Regions from separate parts of the Homo sapiens genome. Here regions 1, 3 and 4 are each linked to region 2. A link is an interaction called in ENCODE POLR2A ChIA-PET data of the cell type or tissue named here. Cell type or tissue: MCF 10A. All regions are shown on one strand. Region 1 holds the start of KCTD3 (potassium channel tetramerization domain containing 3). Region 2 has its middle 91 kb from the start of KCTD3. Region 3 holds the start of LOC124904598 (a long non-coding RNA gene). Region 4 overlaps KCNK2 (potassium two pore domain channel subfamily K member 2).

Evidence for each region. ChIA-PET counts read pairs that join two places held together with the same protein. Peaks named below come from ENCODE experiments on the same cell type or tissue, not always from the same donor. Only the 100,000 strongest peaks of a DNase experiment are listed, where the experiment ranks them.
Region 1: POLR2A ChIA-PET joins it to region 2 with 11 read pairs; 2 of 35 experiments call an interaction of 5 or more read pairs at or near these places.
Region 3: POLR2A ChIA-PET joins it to region 2 with 11 read pairs; 2 of 35 experiments call an interaction of 5 or more read pairs at or near these places.
Region 4: POLR2A ChIA-PET joins it to region 2 with 10 read pairs; 2 of 35 experiments call an interaction of 5 or more read pairs at or near these places.

The regions. Positions count from the first base shown.
Region 1 is chr1:215,564,950-215,569,949 of GRCh38, forward strand. It overlaps KCTD3 (potassium channel tetramerization domain containing 3), which reads left to right and starts at 2,355. Exons shown (of 18, transcript NM_016121.5): 1 at 2,355-2,819. The coding sequence starts at 2,737. It overlaps LOC124904599 (a long non-coding RNA gene), which reads right to left and starts at 2,408. Exons shown (of 2, transcript XR_922599.2): 1 at 2,331-2,408; 2 at 1,478-2,185. RefSeq lists a silencer at 2,487-2,756 and an enhancer at 2,569-3,429. In MCF 10A, no CTCF peak of the experiment used is centred here; DNase peaks (open chromatin) are centred at 2,332, 3,072, 3,512 and 4,772.
Region 2 is chr1:215,473,477-215,478,476 of GRCh38, forward strand. No RefSeq gene overlaps it. Among named protein-coding and RNA genes, the nearest start is that of KCTD3, 91 kb to the right of the region's middle. In MCF 10A, no CTCF peak of the experiment used is centred here; a DNase peak (open chromatin) is centred at 2,875.
Region 3 is chr1:215,418,605-215,423,604 of GRCh38, forward strand. LOC124904598 (a long non-coding RNA gene) reads left to right here and starts at 4,996. Exons shown (of 3, transcript XR_007067047.1): 1 at 4,996-5,000. In MCF 10A, no CTCF peak of the experiment used is centred here; no DNase peak of the experiment used is centred here.
Region 4 is chr1:215,131,223-215,136,222 of GRCh38, forward strand. The region is part of intron 3 of KCNK2 (potassium two pore domain channel subfamily K member 2); the gene reads left to right. Among named protein-coding and RNA genes, the nearest start is that of KCNK2, 51 kb to the left of the region's middle. In MCF 10A, no CTCF peak of the experiment used is centred here; a DNase peak (open chromatin) is centred at 2,539.

The DNA.
Region 1 (5,000 bases), 91 kb after region 2:
CCAGATTCAAGCGATTCTCCTGCCTCAGCCTCCCCAGTAGCTGGGACTACAGGCGCGCACCACCACGCCTGGCTAATTTTTGTATTTTTAGCAGAGACGGGGTTTCACCATATTGGCCAGGCTGGTCGCGAACCCCTGACCTCGTGATCCACCCACTTCGGCCTCCCGAAGTGCTGAGATTACAGGTGTGAGCCACTACACCCAGCTTTCTGTTGTTTTAATAAGCATTTTAGTGTTTTTATCAATTGGCTGTTGATATTCTTTCCATATTTTTCATTACTTGTTTTCTCAATTTATTTGTAGAATAATATATACATATATGATCAGATATTATATATTTTCAATCATTTGATATATGTTGCAAATATCTTTTCTCATTCTGCTATTTGTTTTTGTTAATGGTGTTCCAATTTATTCTTAAAAATTAAGTCACACCCTAACTTTAAGTTTTATGAGCAAGAAATGCCTCAGATATCTCTATATTGTTCTGGACATATCAAGAAGTCATGACCATTTGTCTTATAAAATACTGAGAACTTTTCCTTCTCTTGAAGAGATGTTCTCCTAATTTTTAAGTACAGTATAATAAAATGAACACGGTTTCATTTATTTCAGGAAAAATAAGAAGCCTTTCACAAATATATATATTTTTAAATTTATAAGGCCTTATTCTAACTCCAACTTGCCTCTTGGATTCAAAGGCTGTTAGCAACTATTCTTTCATATTCTTCCAAGGTTTGGACCTAAGGAAAATTAAATGGCCCTTTTACCACTTAAATCTTCGCTGCAAATTTTAAAGCAAAGTTTCAGATCCTGATAGAACCAGATATTATGTGTTAGGGCAAAGGCAGTTAACATTGTTTAAAGCAAGCTTGTCCAACCTGCAGCCCCATGGGTCGCATGCAGCCCAGGAAAGCTTTGAATGTGGCCCAACACAAATTCATAAACTTTCTTTCTTTCTTTCTTTCTTTTTTTCAGCTCATCAGTTATCGTTAGTGTTAGTGTATTTTATGTGTGGCCAAAGACAATTCATCTTCCAATGTGGCCCAGGAAAGCCAAAAGATTGGACACCCTGGTTTAGATTCCTAGTTGCTGCTGCTTTAATCTGAACTGTTACTCATCTTCCCTGTCTAAAGTGAAGATAATGAGGTACAATGCAGTGGTAAGGATGGTGAACAGTGGCCTTGAATTCAAGCTGCTTGCCTTGAAATTCCTGCCATCCCACTTGCTACCTATGTAATTTTGAGCAAGTTTTTTTGATCATTTTCATTCCCAAATTTCCTTTTTTAAAAATAATTATAACATTAGTTGTGACGAAGAAAGATGACAAAATATCTAAACCACCGGGTATATGATAAACACAAATTAGCTATTATTAAGCTTATCATCAACTGGGAGAAATAATACTTATCTTACATCCATATGTACTATTAACATCTTTCAAGTCGAATCTAGATAGAGCATATCACAACATTAGTATGCTTGCCAGAGGCTATTTTTTATTTTTTTGGTAAAAATTATGACAATGACAATAAAAACTTAACATCAGATACATTATCAGTTTGAATTATTATGATACAACTATGACAAAACAATTCATGTTAAGAATTTAGTACCACAAACTAATGACCTCTGAAACATAACGCACTATCTTTGTTAGTCTTTGTTAGCAGGGCATCAAGTATTATAGTATTCCGATTTAAAAAATATTTTAATAGCCACTAAGGTTTTGGGTTTGAATAGATACCGTTTAAAGCAAAAACAAATAAATAAACAAGCGCATAAAATTGTGTGTTTTCTGCGTGTGTCTAACATTAGTTGAGTGCTTACTATATTCCAGAAATAGGTTGCTGGGCATTACACAGTCTAGGGGTTTTTGTCCTTTGGTTTCCTTCCTGCTTAACAAACAAAAGCAAAAAACAAAACAAAAAAACTGCTTGGGAGATTGGGGATTAAATTGAAGAGGGTAAAGTAAGCAGTTTTCTGGGGTAAACGCTGTAAGGTTTTAAAATCTCCAAATGTTCCCTGCATTTGCACTGTCTACATTTAGGCATCAACTTTTACTACCTCTAGGATTAGTTTTTCCTTTCCCAATCCATGTTGACAAAGTGGGTCATAAAGATCCGTAGATCGTTTGCCCAGATCTGCCCTCAATCTGCGAATCAGCTTCCTCGTTTTAGAAAATCTGAAATGTAAAAGGGAAAGGGGCTGGGATCGCGTGGGGAGGAGGAACGAAATGGAATCCCGCGTGGGCAGGCGGCTGGCCAGGAGCACATTCCCCTAGCCTCCCTACGCGCCAGCCCCGCGGCGTTGGGAAGCTCCTCCCTGACCTTTCCTTCCTCCTCCTCCTCCTCATTCTAGGCGGCAGTGGCGGGCGAAGCGTGAGCGCTGCGGTATTTTGTCCCGAACGGTGACCCCTCCTCCCAGGCAGGCTGCGGCGGCGTCGGTGGCAGCGGAGCACGGAGAAGAGGCCCGGGCGGCCCGGCGGCCTGGAGGCCGCGAAAGGTGGAGGCCGGGCCGCCCTTGTGCACCGCAGGATTGACCCGGGAAGGGGCAGAAGCTAGCGAGCCCCGCCCGGCCGCCGGGAAGGTGGGGGAAGCCCCGTGCACCCCCCGCCCTCCGGCCGCCGCCGCCCCGCTGGCCCTGCAGCCGTCGCCGCTGCCTCGGGCTACAGCCCCGGGCTCGGCGGTCCCGGCTGGGGAAGGAGGGCGGCGAGCGCGTCCGGAGCCGCCGGAGATGGCGGGAGGGCACTGCGGCAGCTTCCCCGCGGCGGCGGCCGGCAGCGGCGAGATCGTCCAACTGAACGTAGGGGGGACCAGGTGAGTCGGCGGGTAGCGGGCTTGCAGCGGGGATGCCTTGGCGGCCTCCTCCTTTGGTGTCGACGGGGACCGAGAGTCGCAGGAACGAGGGCGAGCGTGGGAGGCCAAGCCTGGAGGGGAACGTGGGGGCCTCCAGGCGGCAAGAACGTCGGGCGGATTTTGGAGCTGGTGAAGCATCTGCTCTGGGAAGGGAGAGGCAGAAGGGACGCTTGGAATTACCGAGGACCAGGCCCATGTGGCAGAGTAGCTGCTGTCCTAGAATGCCAACCTTTGCCCCTCCCAACAGGCAAGGAGAACCATTACACAGCCTTCCTTACCTCATCTCAGATTAGAGTGTATTTGAGGACTTTATTTAGTAGAAACCTGGCTTTGTGGTTTGGATGTTGGAGATGAACTTGCTTTCCTTTCTCTTTGGTCAACGAGGTGTCGGTTTTCTTAGGGAAGAGTGCGGTGTTCTTTTCCGCGCCTAATTAGGGGATTTGTAATTTGAAAGATTTCTGTGATGGGAGTGCAGTAGGTTTGCAGTACCTAGTTATTTATTTTCAGAATTTCTTGGTGCATGGGCTTGAAGGATCTGTTCAACTTCTAGGACAGTGTGTCCAGAAACTGCAGTTTGAACATTTGCTTTTAGGAAGCTCTGGATATTGGCACGGTGTGACGCCCTTGGAGTAAACAGACTGAATGCTCTTCTCTGTCTGTTCTCTTTCTGGCCTTCCGCCCCCCCCCCCCCCCGCCCCTTCTGTGCCTGTTATTAAGTTTGTTGGGGGAAAAAATCGTAGTTTTTGTGGATTTCCTATAACTTATGAGTCACTCCTCTCAGAAAAGGGAGTTTGCCAGCTGTTTGAAAGAAGGATTAGTTGAGTTTTAGGCTTGGTAAGGAGATAAACAAGGAAATGCTCTGGAATACAGTTAATTTTTCTGTGCTTGAGAATATGATTTTCAACCAGCATTTTAAAAGTATTTTAATGTCTTAGAACCATAGTGATAAAAAATGTCTACTGTAGTGCTTTAATCCTAAACATTTGATAGCTTTCTAGAATTTAACACAGAAAACCATGGTACTTCGTTCTTAGGGTTTTTCCTCTTCCCCCAAATCAAAACTTAGATAATTTACAACGTTATTGCAGTTGTATAGAAACCAGTCTTATGGAGATTTATGTCTCCTAATGTAAGAAATGGAGTTTTTCCTAAAATCACGTTAAAATATTGGAAGTTTGGTAACTTGTGGAATACCCCTAAAGAGGAGGCCTGCAATGTGTGTTGATTATACTGAAGAGTAGCAGTATAATCATTTACAATCCCTACACTGGTTTCTACTTGCTATTGATAGTTAATGTATTTCTTTTCTTTAATTTTCTTTTTTTTTTTTTTTGAGACGGAGTCTTGCTCTGTCGCCTGGCTGGAGTGCAGTGGCGCGATCTCGGCTCACTGCAGCCTCTGCCTCCCAGTTTCAAGCGATTCTCCTGCCTCAGCATCCCGAGTAGCTGGGTCACAGGCGCGCGCCACCACGCCCGGGTAATTTTTGCATTTTTAGTAGAGACGAGGTTTAACTACGTTGACCAGGATGGTCTTGATCTCCTGACCTCGTGATGCTCCCGCCTCGGCTTCCCAAAGTGCTGGAATTACAGGCGTGAGCCACCGCGCCTGGCCGATAGTTAATATATTTCTATTCAGACATTCACAAGGACATACAGTATTATTGTAAAAATTAAGCAGTATTGTTATTTACTATGTGGATGGCTTAATACTGAGTGAACTCTTATTAGAGACTGCAGAATTCATTTAAAAGTTTTAACTCATAAGGCAGTTATCTTGGCACTGTAACTTTTTTTTTTTTTTTTTTTTGAGACAGAGTCTCGCTCTGTCATCCAGGCTGGAGTGCAGTGGTGCGATCTCGGCTCACTGCAAGCTCCGCCTCCCAGGTTCGCGCCATTCTCCTGTCTCAGCCTGGCACTGTGACATTTTATCTTGTGTTTACATTATTTATGAAACTTGAGCTTATCAGGTTCTAATTTTTTCTAAGTGATATTAGCAAAGATACAAAATAGTACATATATTACTGGTTTGAACAGTTTACAAGACATGAAATTGTTAGTGGGAATGGAAACATTAAAAAACTTCAGAAAATTGTTAAGATAAAATGGCTTATAAAATAAGTAGTAATGGTATGGCCCGTAGAAA
Region 2 (5,000 bases):
CTAATGGATCAGGTTCATAACCTATCTTTTATTTATTGATTTTTAAGCACTGTCTTCAAGTCTGAGTTTCAAAAAGACTATTTTTTTATAGAATACTTAGGAAAGCCTGGAGTGAGGGATGCTATTTTTGTGAGAAAAATGGGATGGGGAAAGGAGAGGTTTAAGGTAAACTTTTCCATCAATAGGATCAGTCTATTATCATGAAATTAAACATAAGACAAATTGCCCTCTTTCCCACTTCTATTAAAGTCATCTTCTCGGTGTACAGTGTCTTCTGGTTTTTGAGGAAACTGCTCTTCTGACAGTGTCTCAGGCAGAAATTGCACAAAGCACAGAGAGAAAGTGAGGAGGTTATGAGAACCATAAAAGACAGAGTAGTGGTCTGTATAGGTCAAGACTTATAAAAGAAGGATGATTTTTAATTAAAACAAGTCATTCTCTTTTATATTTCCAGGTCAATTCTATTTATTTTGTTGAGTTGTTCTTTGAGAGTAGACAGGTTTTGTTCTCTCTCAGTAATAGCATAAACAGAAATGCACAGAGGTCAGGACGACAAAATTTGCAGTCAAGAGCATCAGATTGTAAATTCCAGCTCTGCCAGGTCCCAGACCTTGGCCATGGACAAGTTTCATACCATTCTTTGAGCCTTGGCTCCTCATCTGTTAGATGTGAATGGGAGTTCACATTTGAATTCCTTCATGTGGCTGTCACGAGTATTACGTGAGATATAAGCCTCTTCCCACCATGTCTGGCACATGCTGAGGACTCGTTAGGAAACAACTGTTACTGTGCAGTTTGCAGTTTTTAAATCACTATGATAATCAGGGAAGCTTGCTGTAGTTAATAAAATTCTTTCACTCAGTTTAAGCCCATTTATTCTTGCTTAAATCTCTATAATCCTAGCCTAAATACATACCATGACACCTACCTAAGTAGGCAAAAGGTAGTTTAATCCGTAAGGCCAGTCACATCTGTTTATTGTTGGACTTTACCAAAACAAAAAGATATTTTGAATTAGATGATAAATCTGAAGAAGATATATCTTATATGTCATATGTTCCAATAATGAAACACTCAAACTGAATTTCTATCAAGACTACAGGTTGAGAAGCTAGCACTAAATTCTGTTACTTAAGCTACCCTCTGTCCACTGAGGCATTTATCCTCAAAGCAAGGAATGAACCAAAAGGTCCATAGTATGGTGGCAGGCTCCAGCAAAAGTATGGGTCTGTGAGTAATTAGTCTCTTTTATTATTCATTCATCTAATTAATAGTTATACTCTGGATATTCGCTACTTGCCAGGCATAGTTCTAAGGGTTAGGAATAGAGCAGAAAATGAAATATCCTCTTCCTTAAATACTACAGACATTGTTTTAAACATTTTAAACACTAGAGACAGTAGTACATATTACAATATATTACCTGTCAGGCTATAAACAAATAAGTAATAAATATACAGCATGTCCTCAAATTGTATCACTTCGTTCAATGTCATTTGATTATAAGGTTGATGAGAAAAGAACTGGATTCCCGGAGGAGGACTCTGCCTGTGCAGAGTTTGTACATTCTCTCCACATTTGTGTGGGTTTTCTCCGGGTACTCCGGTTTCCTCCCACATCCCGAAGCTGTGCCCGTTAGGTGAATCAGTGTTCCTGCATGGTCCCAGTGAGAGTGTGTCGGTGTGTGTGAGTGCACCCTACAGTGGAATGGCAGCCTGTCCAAGGCTGGTTCCTGTCTTGCATCTGAGCTACTGGAATGGACTCCAGCCACCTGCAACCCTGAACTGGAGTTAAGTGTGACAGAAAATGAGTACAAATTATTGTCGAAAAATAAATTTTCATGTCTAAGATAAACATACTAATGCATGACAATAAATGAGGCAGGCCCTTAGTGAGCCTGCCTATATGCAATTGTTTGTTTTTGAACTACATGGTGTTAGGAGGTTCTCCTTCCAATTTTCACTTCACAGACATTTATTTCTTGGTTTAACCCACCACCATTATGACCGCCATCAATCACTGATTCACCAAACTTCAGTAAATAATTACCTTGATTGTTTTGATTAAATTTTCTTAAATGTATGAACAGCTCATGTTTATTTCAATATTTAATATTAGAAGTGTTTTGGTCCTTATTAAGAAGTTCAGTGGTGTTTTTGTGACAAGAAATATGCCATAGCAACTTAGCTCTTGTTTATATCAATTAGCTGATGGTAACACTGGTTTTGTTATAGGTGGTTTGGCTTAAAGTCACAGTTTACAAGAACCTGTCAACAACGTTAAGTGAGGAACTACTGTATAGGTCATTTTTTGAATATGAACTATTGTCAAAAACTATGCAAAGTGAGGTTTATAAGGAGTGCCAGCTTGGAAGTTGGGTGAAGTGAGGATAAGGAAAGGCTTTAATGAAAAGATGATAAATGAGCAGAGATCCAAAGGAATGTGCCATGAAGGCAACTAAGGATAGAGTGTTCCAAGCTAGGATCCTTGGGCTGACCACAAAGATTATATTTAGTGATTAATGACAGTGATTCAGCATTCACTAAACATCTTCCAGAAAAAGTAAAATAAGATTCTGAATTTACATAGTTTATGGCTTTAAAAAGTATTTCTAACTTTATAATCAATGACAGCACAAAATCACCAGGAATGAGATCTTTGATATGTACAATTTTCCAGTACTTTATGGTAAAACCAATCTGCACTGGAGAATGTAAAGAATCAGCTATAGGCAATGTCCAATGAGCTGTTTAACTGTGGACAAAAAGAAGTGATTCACAACTGGAAAACAGAAAATACTTTACATGGTATGTGGATAGATTATAAATTGCAATAGTGACAGGGCATTTTGTGGCAGCCTGGAGGAATGGCATTGTTCCAAATCTTGAGGCCAACCAACAAGCAAAAATCTTAAATATCCTCAACAGCTTTAAACAGGAACACAATCAATCATCAAAAAATTGACGTAACATACATTCAATAAGAAAAGCCACAGCTGCACAAACAAGCAAGAGTATCTTCTCAAAAGACAATTACACAACAAAAGATGCAATCAACAGAGTGAAAAGGCAACCTACCTGTATTAGTTCATGCTCACACTGCTATAAAGAAATACCTGAGACTAGGTAATTTATAAAGAAAAGAGGTTTAATTGGCTCAGGGTTCCACAGGAAACTTACAAACATGGCAGATGGCAAAGGAGAAACAAGCTCATCTTACATGGCCAGAGCAGGAGGAAGACAGAGAAGGGGGGAGGTGCCACACATTTTTAAACAACCACATCATGAGAACTCACTATCACAACAACAGCACAAATGAAGATCATGTTAATCATGAGAAACTGCACCCATGATCCAATCACCTCTCACCAGGCCCCACCTCTAGTATTAGGGATTACATTTCAACCTGAGATTTGGGTGGGGACACAGATACAAACCATATCATTCCACTCCTGGCCCCTCCCAAATCTCATGTCCTTCTCACATTTCAAAGTGCAATGAACAGTACCCCAAAGTCTTAACTAATTCAGTATTAATTCAAAAGTCCATAGTCCAAAGTCTCATCTGAAATAAGGCTAGTTTCTTCTGCCTATGAGCCTGTAAAACCAAAAACAAGTTAGTTACTTCCAAGGTACAATGCGAGTTCAAGTATGGGGTAATTTTCCCCTTTCCAAAAGGGAGAAATCAGACAGAGGAAAGGGGCTACAGGCCCCATGCAAGTCTGAAATCCCGCAGGACAGTCATTAAATCTTAAAGCTCCAAAATGATCTCTTTTGACTCCATGTCCCACATCCAGGGCACACTGGTTAAAGAGGTGGACTCCCAAAGCCTTGGGCAGCTCCATCCCTGTGGCTTTGCAGAGTCCATCCCCTGCAGCTACTCTCAGGGGCTGGTATTAAGTGCCTGTGGCTTTTCTAGGTGCATGGTGCAAGCTGTTGGTGGATCTGCTATTCTGGGGTCTGAAGGATGGGAGCCCTCTTCTCACAGTTCCACTAGGCAGTGCCTCAGTGGGGACTCTCTGTGGGGGCTCCAACCCATATTTCCCCTCCACACTGCCCTAGTAGACGTTCATGAGGGCTCTGCCCCTGCATCAGGCTTCTGCCTGAACATTCAGGCTTTTCCATACATCTTCTGAAATCTAGGCAGAGGCTCCCAAGCCTCTCCTTTTGCATTCTGTGCACCCACAGGCTTAACACAATATGAAAGTCACCAAGGCTTATAGCTTGCAGCCCCTGAAGCAGGAGACCAAGCTGCACCTGGGCCCCTATTAGCCACAGCTGATGCTGGAGCAGCTGTGATGCAAGGAGCAGTGTCCCAAGGCTGCTCAGAGCAGCAGGGCCCTGGGCCTGGCCCACAAAACCACTCTTCCCTCCTAGGCCTCTGGGCCTGTGATGGGAGGAACTGCCAGAAGTTCTCTAAAATGCCTTCCAGGCTTTTTCCCCATTGTCTTGGCTATCAGCACTTGCATTTCTTTTAGTTATGTGAATTTATGCAGCCTGTTTGAATTTCTCCACAGAAAGAAAAGGTTTTTCTTTCCTACCACATGCCCAGGCTGCAAATTTTCCACTTTTATGCTGTGCTTCCCCTTTAAATATAAGTTCAAGTTTCAGGTTATTTCTTTGCTCATGTGTATTAGCATGGCTGTTAGAAACAGCCAGGTCACATCTTGAACACTTTGCTGCTGAGAAATTTCTTCCACCAGATACCCTAAATCATCATTCTCAATTTCAAAGTTTTACAAATCCTTAGGGCAGGGGCACAATGCCTCCAGACTCTTTGCTAAAGCACAGCAACAGTAACCTTTACTGCAGTTTCCAATAAATTCTTCTTTTCCATGTGAGACCTCCTCAGCCTGGACTTCATTGTCCATATCACTATCAGAATTTTGGTCACAACAATTTAACAAGTCTCTATGAAGTTCCCAATTTTCCCTCATCCTCTTTTCTTCTTCTGAGTCCCCCATACTTTTCCACCCTCTGCCCATTACCCAGTTCCAAAGTC
Region 3 (5,000 bases), 55 kb before region 2:
CTATATCGTTATTGACTTAATTTGCCACTCCTCTGAAGAGACTTTTAATTTGAAAACAAAGATTTGATATCTACTAGTGTGACTGTCACTTTCTGTGGAACCTGGATGCCTTTGAACCACTTAGTCCTGTGACAGAGGTGATTGAACAAAAGGCTGATCGTTGATCCTACAGTCAGGAAAATATGAAAAATCTTAAGTGATCTAGAAAAAAACTGATGCAATTAGTTTCTTGACTTTTCATTTGTTAAAAAAGGTTTGAAAATCCTTGGTGCTGCATTATTGATAACATTAGAAGAATCTATTGTTCATTTCAACAAAGCCAAAACCTAACATTTGCCTAAATAATCTGGCTTTGCTTTGACCTTCAGCCCCTTTGCAAGCTTCACCTCTCTTCCTCAACCTCAGTATTCCAGGAACTTCCTGTGTGTGGTCTGGCCTGTTCCCTCTCCCCATTCCTCCTTTCCTGGTTTCCTCTCCATTCTTGTAGTCCTGGTTCTTCTTTCTCTCTACCTCTGCTGCCACCCACGGTCTTGGCACAGACAGCAACATTCAGATGTGTTGTCTGCCCCATATCAAACATCCAGATATCTGGATATCATATAATGGACTGAAATTTTAATTTTCCTTCCAAGAGTTTGCCTGTGATTTAGACAGAGTCTTTGTATTGTCTGGTTCAGCTCTGGGAATTGTCAAATTATCTGTAAAGAAGAATAAAACAGACCTAAGGATGAGGGAATCCAGTGAGTTTAAAGAGATCATCCTAAACTTGACCTTTGCTGTCAGTTTTACTGAGATAAGAAACATCTGCAAAATCTATATCTGCGTACTAAAATGCCTTTTGTTTAGAAACTGAACCTTTGAGGGGGTGAGGTCAGAGAACAGTTAGGAAATTGTTTCTTTTTTGTAATATGCTAAGAACTTCCATCCCAGAGAGGGGTAGGAGGATAAACTTCCTCTTTAAAAGCTATTAACCATATCCCTGGAAAAAGCAGAAGCTTAGACTGAATAAAACAATGCAATAGAATTTCATATTCTTTGATTAAGGAAAGTATTACTTCTCAATATATGCAATGGACCATGTAATTTCCATTTTTGACTTTCCCAAAGATATTGCCACCATATTTGAAAATTGAAAATAATATTTAGAAAAATCAAATCTAGAAATTACAAATAAAATATAATTCACAAATTAAAAATAAATACTCCTAATAAATTTATGTAGGCTTTATGATATAGAACTCTTGATCATTGGGTTAATTCACTTCTTTGAACTTCATAATGATAAAATAACTAAAAATTTATATCCTTATTTTCCCTCCAAAAATCAATTAACCTACAAGTCTACAAACAAAACAAAATCCATGAAATACTAAAACAATTCTTAAAATGAAGTTTATAAGGATTTGGCTGTCTGGGATTACAAGATTATAGCCATTAAAAATCTCCAGAAGGGATTTAATTTTCTGCCTTAGGCGCTTGGCCCTTTTACACATAAAATAAGTATCTAGGTGCAAAGATAAATCTGGTCCTCCTGCTGTATCTATGTAATTTAAATTTTCAGACGTGCTTTAGATACAAAAAAAAAAATGACAAGTTTCACAATAGTGAAAACTTCACAATTAATGTTTTTGTAAATAAGTAATTAAAACATTCTGTGTTATATCTGTTCTATTTTGCTGATTAATTTGGAAATACCATCTCATACCTTTTAAATTCCATATAAACAGAACTGCTTAAGTAAAATATGATACCAGTACTCTGAATTAGTTTCCAGAGATTCTTGGGAAGATGTTCTATTTTAACTTGAGGGCCAGTTAATTATTTTTTAAAATTATGAAATAATCAAAAATTGCATTTGTAGGAAGATTTTGCTTTGATGTGATTTTTTATCCCTAACATTACAAAAAAAAAAAAAAAGACTGCAAACTAAGTCCAAACACTTGACATTTGAATCTACAGTGAGAATAGCTGACATGCATCATTTCAAGTATAAATCATCATAAATAATGATTATTATAACCAGAATTTTCAGGCTACTGCCAAGTCTCTGAACTACATAGGCCTCTCTTTTCTTTTTTTCTTTTATTATTTTTTGTAATAAAAAAGAAAACATAGCATAAATGTGCCCTCTTAACAGCTTTAAGTGTACATTATAGTATTATTAACTATATGCGTTTTGTCATATAACATCTCTCTAGTACTTTCATATGCCATGGCTGACATTCTATATTCAGTGAACAACTCTCCATTTCCCCCTCCCTGCAGCCCCTGACAATCACCTACTTTCTGTTTCAATGAGTTTGATTACTTTAGATACTTTATATAAGTAGACATCGGTCTCCTTTGGGTAATTTTCCATTATGTCATAACAGTAAATATTAATATGTGCTCCTTATGCTATAGTTTTATCATCCCAGCTGTGGTGGATATGGTGGACTGATTTGCTCAACTATATTTCTTTCTAGTTGTACCTTCTTTCTAGTTGTAGCTTCCTGAACTGTGGACACTGAAAACCAGAATCAGTATCTCCCACACTCACAACTGAGTTCTGGATGTGATTTTGGTTTTGCCAGTTAGATCCATTCATGTAAGATTTGGAAGCAGAAGTAAGACAGAGGTTGAAATCCTTGTGCTTTTGGAAGTTGCTTCTGGCACACAAAAATATGGAGACATAGGTTCTTCTGCAGTGGCGTATCAATGTTCAGTCACTAGCTTTGTGGGTACTGAAAAGCAGTTGCAGTAGTGTTGGTGGCAACTGGAATCAAATCAGTTTTCTGGCATCCCGGTGCCAACTTTGTTGGTGTCAAGAGGCAGCTGGAGCAGTAAAAGTGGGAGCCTCCTGATCCTGGATTCAACTACAGCAGATTGCTCTTGAACTCATCAATTCTAGCAGCCCTCCTGATCCTCTTTTCTTTTCTTGGGTTTTGTTTGTTTGTTTTAGATGGAGTCTTGCTCTGTCACCCAGGCTGGAGTACAATGGTGCCATCTCAGTTCACTGCAACCTCCACCTCCTGGGTTCAGGCAATTCTCCCGCTTCAGCCTCCCGAGTAGCTGGAATTACAGGCACCAGGGATGATGATCCCCCAACTTTCTAACTGTAATAGAGGGTGGCTGCTTTGTTGGCAGGTCAGCTTAGCCATTTCATTCTACAAGTCTTCCCTAGGGACATAACCTAGTGCCCATTCCTTTCAACCTTTGCAGTGATTTATTTAAGCATCTAATTCTCTGTAGTAAGCCACTTTTCACTTAAAATTGCCAAAGTGATTCTTATTCCTCCAACTGGCCCTTGGCTGATATAGCAGCTGAGAGAATTATAGCCTGTTTTAACTAGATTCCAGCTTCAATGCCCCTCCCTCTGCCCTCAGTTTATTAGATGCCTTTGGCTTTAATTAATGTCAAAAATGACTCATGATCAGTCATTTTAATGCTAGTCTCTTCAATTGCTCAGATTGGATTACTGCCGCAAAAATAACAAACTAGCATTTTGGTATTTATTCACTATAATTTTGAAATACCACACTAATGCCAATATTTCATTTTTAAAAGTACTCAGGATTCATATTTTTAAAAACCAATGAAATTAAAAATATAATAGATTTTAAACAGAAAAAAACTTAAATAAAAATGTAAATTAATGTAGATATAAATCTTAAACACATTTTCTAATTCTGATATAACCATTAGGTGATAAAAATGGAATAAAGTATCATTGAAAAATACAACCTAAACATATAAAAATAATGTAAAAGTTAAGCATTTTAAGATGAAACATTATTTTGCCTATTTTTAAATATGCAACTTTAAAAGACAAATGCAGCAGCAAGTGTGCATTAAGATATTTTGAACAACATATTTTAAGCTTCAGCTACAAATTCTGATTTTTTTTACTTATAAATAGAATGTCTAGAAAATACTGTCATGACAATCCAAACATTATCCTCTAGCTCTTTCATCTTCAAATAATCTTATCTCTTGTCTTATAATTTCAAATAAATATTTTTAGAGACTTTTGTTTAGGGGCAGGGTCAGACACTAAAATCTTTATACTGAGAGTGAAATGTTCTTGTTTTAAGAAAGCATTTCCAGTCTGTCTTCCTCTTCTTTGGTTTCATTGTGTATAGATGGGGAGTCTGATTTAGAATTACTTATATCTATTTTGATTTCATATTTCCTTGATACTTTGAAAAGTCATCTAACTACAATAAAATCTGTTCTTTCAGTAGAAGCTTTGCAGGACTCTAATAATGGCTGCTTATGAAAGTCATACAGACAAGGATGTGGACTGGGATATCATTTTTGTATTTCAGCCATCTAACTTAATCTCAAGATAAAAATCACTTGGATTTCAGGATTTTTTTAAATTACCAGAAGAACAGTTCATAGGCACAAACAAGGGGTTCTCCAAATACCTCAGACACAGACCTCTCCTTCGCCACATACATTTTTCTGTTCTACATCTCACTCTCCCTCCAACCCACATTTTACCCTTCCTGACTCTCAAAGGATTGCACTCTCTTTCCTTATTGTAAAATGAGAAGCCTCCTAAGAAAAGCCCTTTCATCATCATTTCTCATCAGTCCAAGCCCTTTTGTCTTTTCTTTCTTTTTTATTTCCTATCCCAAGGGAAGAGGTTCCCTTGCTTTGTGAAATTTGTCAAGATCAAAATAGAGTCACTTGTGTAAAAATGCACACACACTCACACATAGAACAAAAAACACCCTGGCAGATAGAAACAGGGAAGGCCGTGGAGAGAAGGATTCTCACAAATAAATGCCCCATAACAGAAACTATCACAAAAGACTAAAAACTGTGAACTTGCACAAAGGCCATCACAATTTTACACACAAAAAAATACTTCTGCAGGGACATCTGCCCAGCAACTGCCTGTCCAACCTTGAACTGGTGCCACCCTTGTTATTGATCTTTGAGGCCAAGGATAATTATCTCAAAACAATTATGTCATTTTTCCTTTCAAAACTTTTGTCTTCCCTTACCTCCCT
Region 4 (5,000 bases), 340 kb before region 2:
CAAAAATGACGTATGGACAACTGTATTCTATTTCAAGACCAATTTAAAGATTAGAATAAAATGTAAGAAGATTTTATTACTTGGAAGCATTAAAATTATAATTTTTATAATTATATAAATATAATATCAATTTATTATATATTACATATTAATTTTATTGATATAGTAATATGTAATTAGTATATTTATATTTTATATAATTATATTATTATGTATTATATTCATATATTATTTTATATAAATTATATATTGATATTAATGTATGCAAATTATTAATATATAAAATTATATTAATTATAATTATATATTAATCTAGTTATATGTTAATATAATTTAATATAATTATATTTAAAACAATAAAATATTCTCCAGTGGAAAGTAAACTGCAATGTCAGGGTTAGGAGTTGCCTGCATTTATCACTCAATTATTATATCTGAGTGTCAGAATGCAAATAACAAGAAGGCCACTATGGTCTACAGTGACTTTAAGATACCAAAGCATTTCTCTTCAGTCTTAATGAAAAACTTAATTTTTCCTTAGAGCAACATTTCTCATATTTTCAAATGACTCTTATTTTCTATCACCGGAGTGTAGAGATTGAATTTGGCTAAACAGTTTCTGTGATTTTCTGTTTGTATTTTTGTTTCTATATTTTGAACCTGCCACTGGGGCTTTCAGTTGGCTTTTACCTAGATTGAATTGCTAAAGCTATTATGATAACAATCACAGACTTACTGCAAACTTGTATTTTTCCAGTTTGGTATAATGCTTAAGTAATTACGAAAACAAAACAAAACAAAAAAACACCAGGAAGAAAATTAAAAGTTTGCAGTAATTTTAACAAGCAATTCCAGATAAAAAGGAGTCACTTTTGGAAATACAGAAAGTATACTGAACACCGCAAAGCCTATGCTTGTTTTCAGCAGGGAGTCTAATACCTTTCTTTCTGTTGGATGTGGGACAAAACTATAACTTGAAAGGATGAGGAAAAATTGTGTTTTCTGTTCAACTTTATGACCACAGAAGCCACTGCCTGAACTTGGAAATGAATGGACCTGAAGCAGTGGTGTGGAATTTGTCAGTAAGCCTTTTCCCAAAGGATGTCGTCATTGTAGCTCTGCCTGTTGGGTGCTAACTTATTAACTTAGTACACTCATAACTCTGTGGCATTTCACTAGTCTCTTGCATGTTCTCAGAGAATTGTGTATTGGATTTTGGGAGTCCATTGAGGTTCTCTCAGGCAGCTTAAAAGACAATGAATTTTGCAAGGTGACTTCCAGTTCCTACTCTACAATCTCATTGCATTTTTCTTTATGCAAGCTCGTGAAAGTAGATGATTATTTTTCCAAAATATGTACTTTCAGTATTGTGTATTTGAAATACAAAAATTGAAATTAAATTTGGGTCTTTTATTTTGTGTTATTTATCCCATCTACTTAAATTAATGAAAACAAAACCCATATCGGAATATTATTAGTAACGTTTGCTCCTGCCACTCAAAAATCTTCATGTAGGCTTATTTATTTTCTAAGTTAAAATGTGTTTCTCAGAGAAAATTTCTTATGAATGATAGCTAAGTTGGCAGAGTGAAAAAGTATATTTGATAGGGAATAAAGCTGAATTACTACATAAATAGTATTGTAGACTCCAAAGCAATAATGAAATAGATTAGTCTTCTCTTCTCATTGCCTATGTATGTTACATCAGGCAAGAAGAGCACCTAGTACCCAGAATCCTGTGCTAGCTGTAAAGGGATTTGAGAACATTAGGGATATAATCTTCCCAGAAGTTAGGCATAATTTGTTTTGTTTTGGGTTTTTTTGTTTGTTTTTGGTAACAGGAGAAAACATAACAATATATTATAGATCTAACAGAAGCTTCAGCAAGAGAAAGTTTGCATATTGGGTAGCAGCATCATAGTTGCCCATATCTCTAGTGTAATTCAAGTCAGGAATTGCTTGTATTCTGAAACAAAACACACTTTCACCCATTCCTGAATAATTTTGAAAAGTTTTCAATAGCATATTTTAATCGTCTGAAAAGCAATCACTGTTAAATGTTGTGATCTTGAAATTATCCAAAAATTGGAAGCAAGGAATAGTCATGAAGTTCATGCCCTGAATAAATACAGAACCTATTTTTTCTTGTCATTCCCCCTTCCTAACTTCTGAAATGCAGAGCTGTTCATTCTAGATTATAGATTTTGCAGAGCATCTGACTGACCACCAGACATCCAAGTATTGCTCTGAATGTGATTAAAACTAGGTGTAATGATTATCAGAAACTTTTTTTCTATGTGTCTCGGGTGTTTTGTTTGATAAGAAAGGAATGTGGCAATGTTCAGGCCTGTCTACTTTCAGCTGGTAATTAGGCTGCATGTTTGTTTTCTTCCTAATTCTTTTTTTTTTTTTAATTTTAGACTTGTGCAATCTTACTTACTCTTGGAAAATTGGCATTGTTATTTATGTGGTAGGGTGCATATTGCATGATGTTTACAAAAAAAGTACCTGTGCCAAATGAAGTTCATGTTTAACTATTGTGGTTTATGTGCACCTAAAGTACAATGCTGACGTGACTTATTCCAAATGGAAAGGAATTCCATACAGCCAACTCTTGGTTCTAACAGAGCATTGGGAGGACTAGTGATGATATGAACTACTGAAAGCCACAGGTTATCCAAAAATGCACATTAATTGCTAATCTTAAATTTCTTCCCCTTCCAACTTTAATTTTAAAGCAAAAACAACAAACAAGAGGCCAAGTTTGGTTGGTGTGTCCTACCTCTCCCCTCTAGGCGTAAATATCCCTTATTGAAGATGCTAACAAAGAGTGAAATTGCCAAAGCCAAGCAGTTAGAGAAGAAAAAATGAAAGTAAGGGTGTAAAAGAAAAAAAAAATTCTCCCACTGTGTTCTTACGACTTGACACAGGGCATTTCTGACACCAGATGTGTGGGATTTTTCTGCAGTTCTCCACTGGACACCAGCTGGGTTTCCTCTACTTCAATTCAATTCTGACACTGTCTACCTGGAATTAGCATCAGATCCCACAGGTGAAGGGCTCAGTCCCGCAAGACTGTCCCCACTCCACATGCTGGTCACAAGTTCGAGCCTCCCTGGGTTTCATCTGGAGCAGCTCACAGAACTCAGGGAATAGTTTACTGACATTTACCAGTTTATTACAAAGGGTATTACAAGGGATACAGATGAAAGACATACATAGGGAAAGGGATGTAGGAAGGGGTGAGGAGGTTCCACAACCTCTCTGGGATACATCCATGTGTTCTGCAACCCCAAAGCTCTCCAAACCCCATAGTTCAGAGATTTTTATGAAAGCTTCATCATCTAAGTGTGGTTGATTATCAGTCTCCAGTTCTTCTCACCTTTCTGGAGAATTGCGATGGGGCTGAAAGTTCCAAACTTGTAGTCATGGCTTGTTTTTTTTCTGGTGACCAGCCGCCATCCTGAAGCTATCCAGGAACCCAGTAAGAATCACCTCATTAGAACAAAAGATGCTCCTATCACCCAGGAAATTCTAAGGGATTGGAGCTCTGTGTCAAGAACCAGGATCAAAGACCGATTATTAGAATAAAAGATCCTCCTAGTAACCCTTTTGCTCTAGAAATTACAAGGGTTTTAGGGGGCTCTGTGCCAGGAACTTGGGATGAAGACCTATATATATATATATTTCTTATTATAAATTATAGTATCATGAGGAATATGAAATAAGTCATATTCAGCCTAAATAGCCTATGTTTAAAGCATACATGTTTTAATAGATAATTTCAGTGGTACCTGTAGACAACTTTGTGAAGCTATGTTTTAACTTGATGGAAAAAAAGACTGCAGACATGACCTCCTAATTAGCATTATACTACAACTAAAATCATGTGCTGTACATATTGATGCAGACTAGTTTTGCTTATGCTGCTTAGAAGGAAAATAACTCTACATTTTTTTAAAGGAGTGATACAGTACAAGGAACATCAGATTTCACTTCAGAAAACTTAGGTTCAGGGTTTTGTCTTTGCCACTAGCTAGGCAAAGCTAGTGTGATTCTGGGCAAATCACAGTTCTATTATCCTTAATTTTCTCATTTGTCAACTGGGGCTAGTATTTCTCAAGAGTTGTGAAGACTAAATGAGGCTGCATATATGAAAATAGTTTGTATATTGAATGACTGTATACTAATTTTTAGGGTAAGCTAACTTTATTATTGACTAATTTTTATTATTTTATTATTAGTGTAAGCCAATATTATTTTTTACATATTTATTTCTGCCACTAATATTTAAAAAATAAAATTGATTGTTTCTTATAGCTTTAATTCATACCCCTAATTTTTATAATATAAAAATTAAAAAAAAAATTGTTTAGCATAGTTTGAATGTACAAAATTCAGTCCCAAACCAGTTATTCCCACAAGACTGTGTCACACTTGACTATTTCTTCACCTAGTTAATTTTTATTTTAATTTAATGAAATGGCCAACCAGTTATTTTTTATTTTATTTATTTATTTATTTATTTTTGAGATGGAGTCTTGCTCTGTCACCCAGGCTGGAGCACAGTGGCGTGATCTCGGCTCACTGCAACCTCCGCCTCCTGGGTTCAAGCAATTCTCCTGCCTCAGCCTCCCGAGTAGCTGGGACTACAGGCACGTGCCAGCATGCCCAGCTAATTTTTGTATTTTTAGTAGAGACGGGGTTTCACCATGTTGGCCAGGATGTTCTCAATCTCTTGACCTCATGATCCACCCACCTCAGCCTCCCGAAGTGCTGGGATTACAGGCGTTAGCCACCGTGCCTGGCCTACCAACCAGTTATTTTAATGATATTTAGATAATCCAAAATGTGATCATTCAAAATAGTGTATAATGTTACCACCTTTTTTTTACTTCTGGAGGCAGAGTCTCACTCTGTCGCCCAGGTGTAGCATGACCCCGGTTCACTTCAACCTCCACCTCCTAGGTTCAAGTGATTCTCCTGCCTCAATCTCCTGA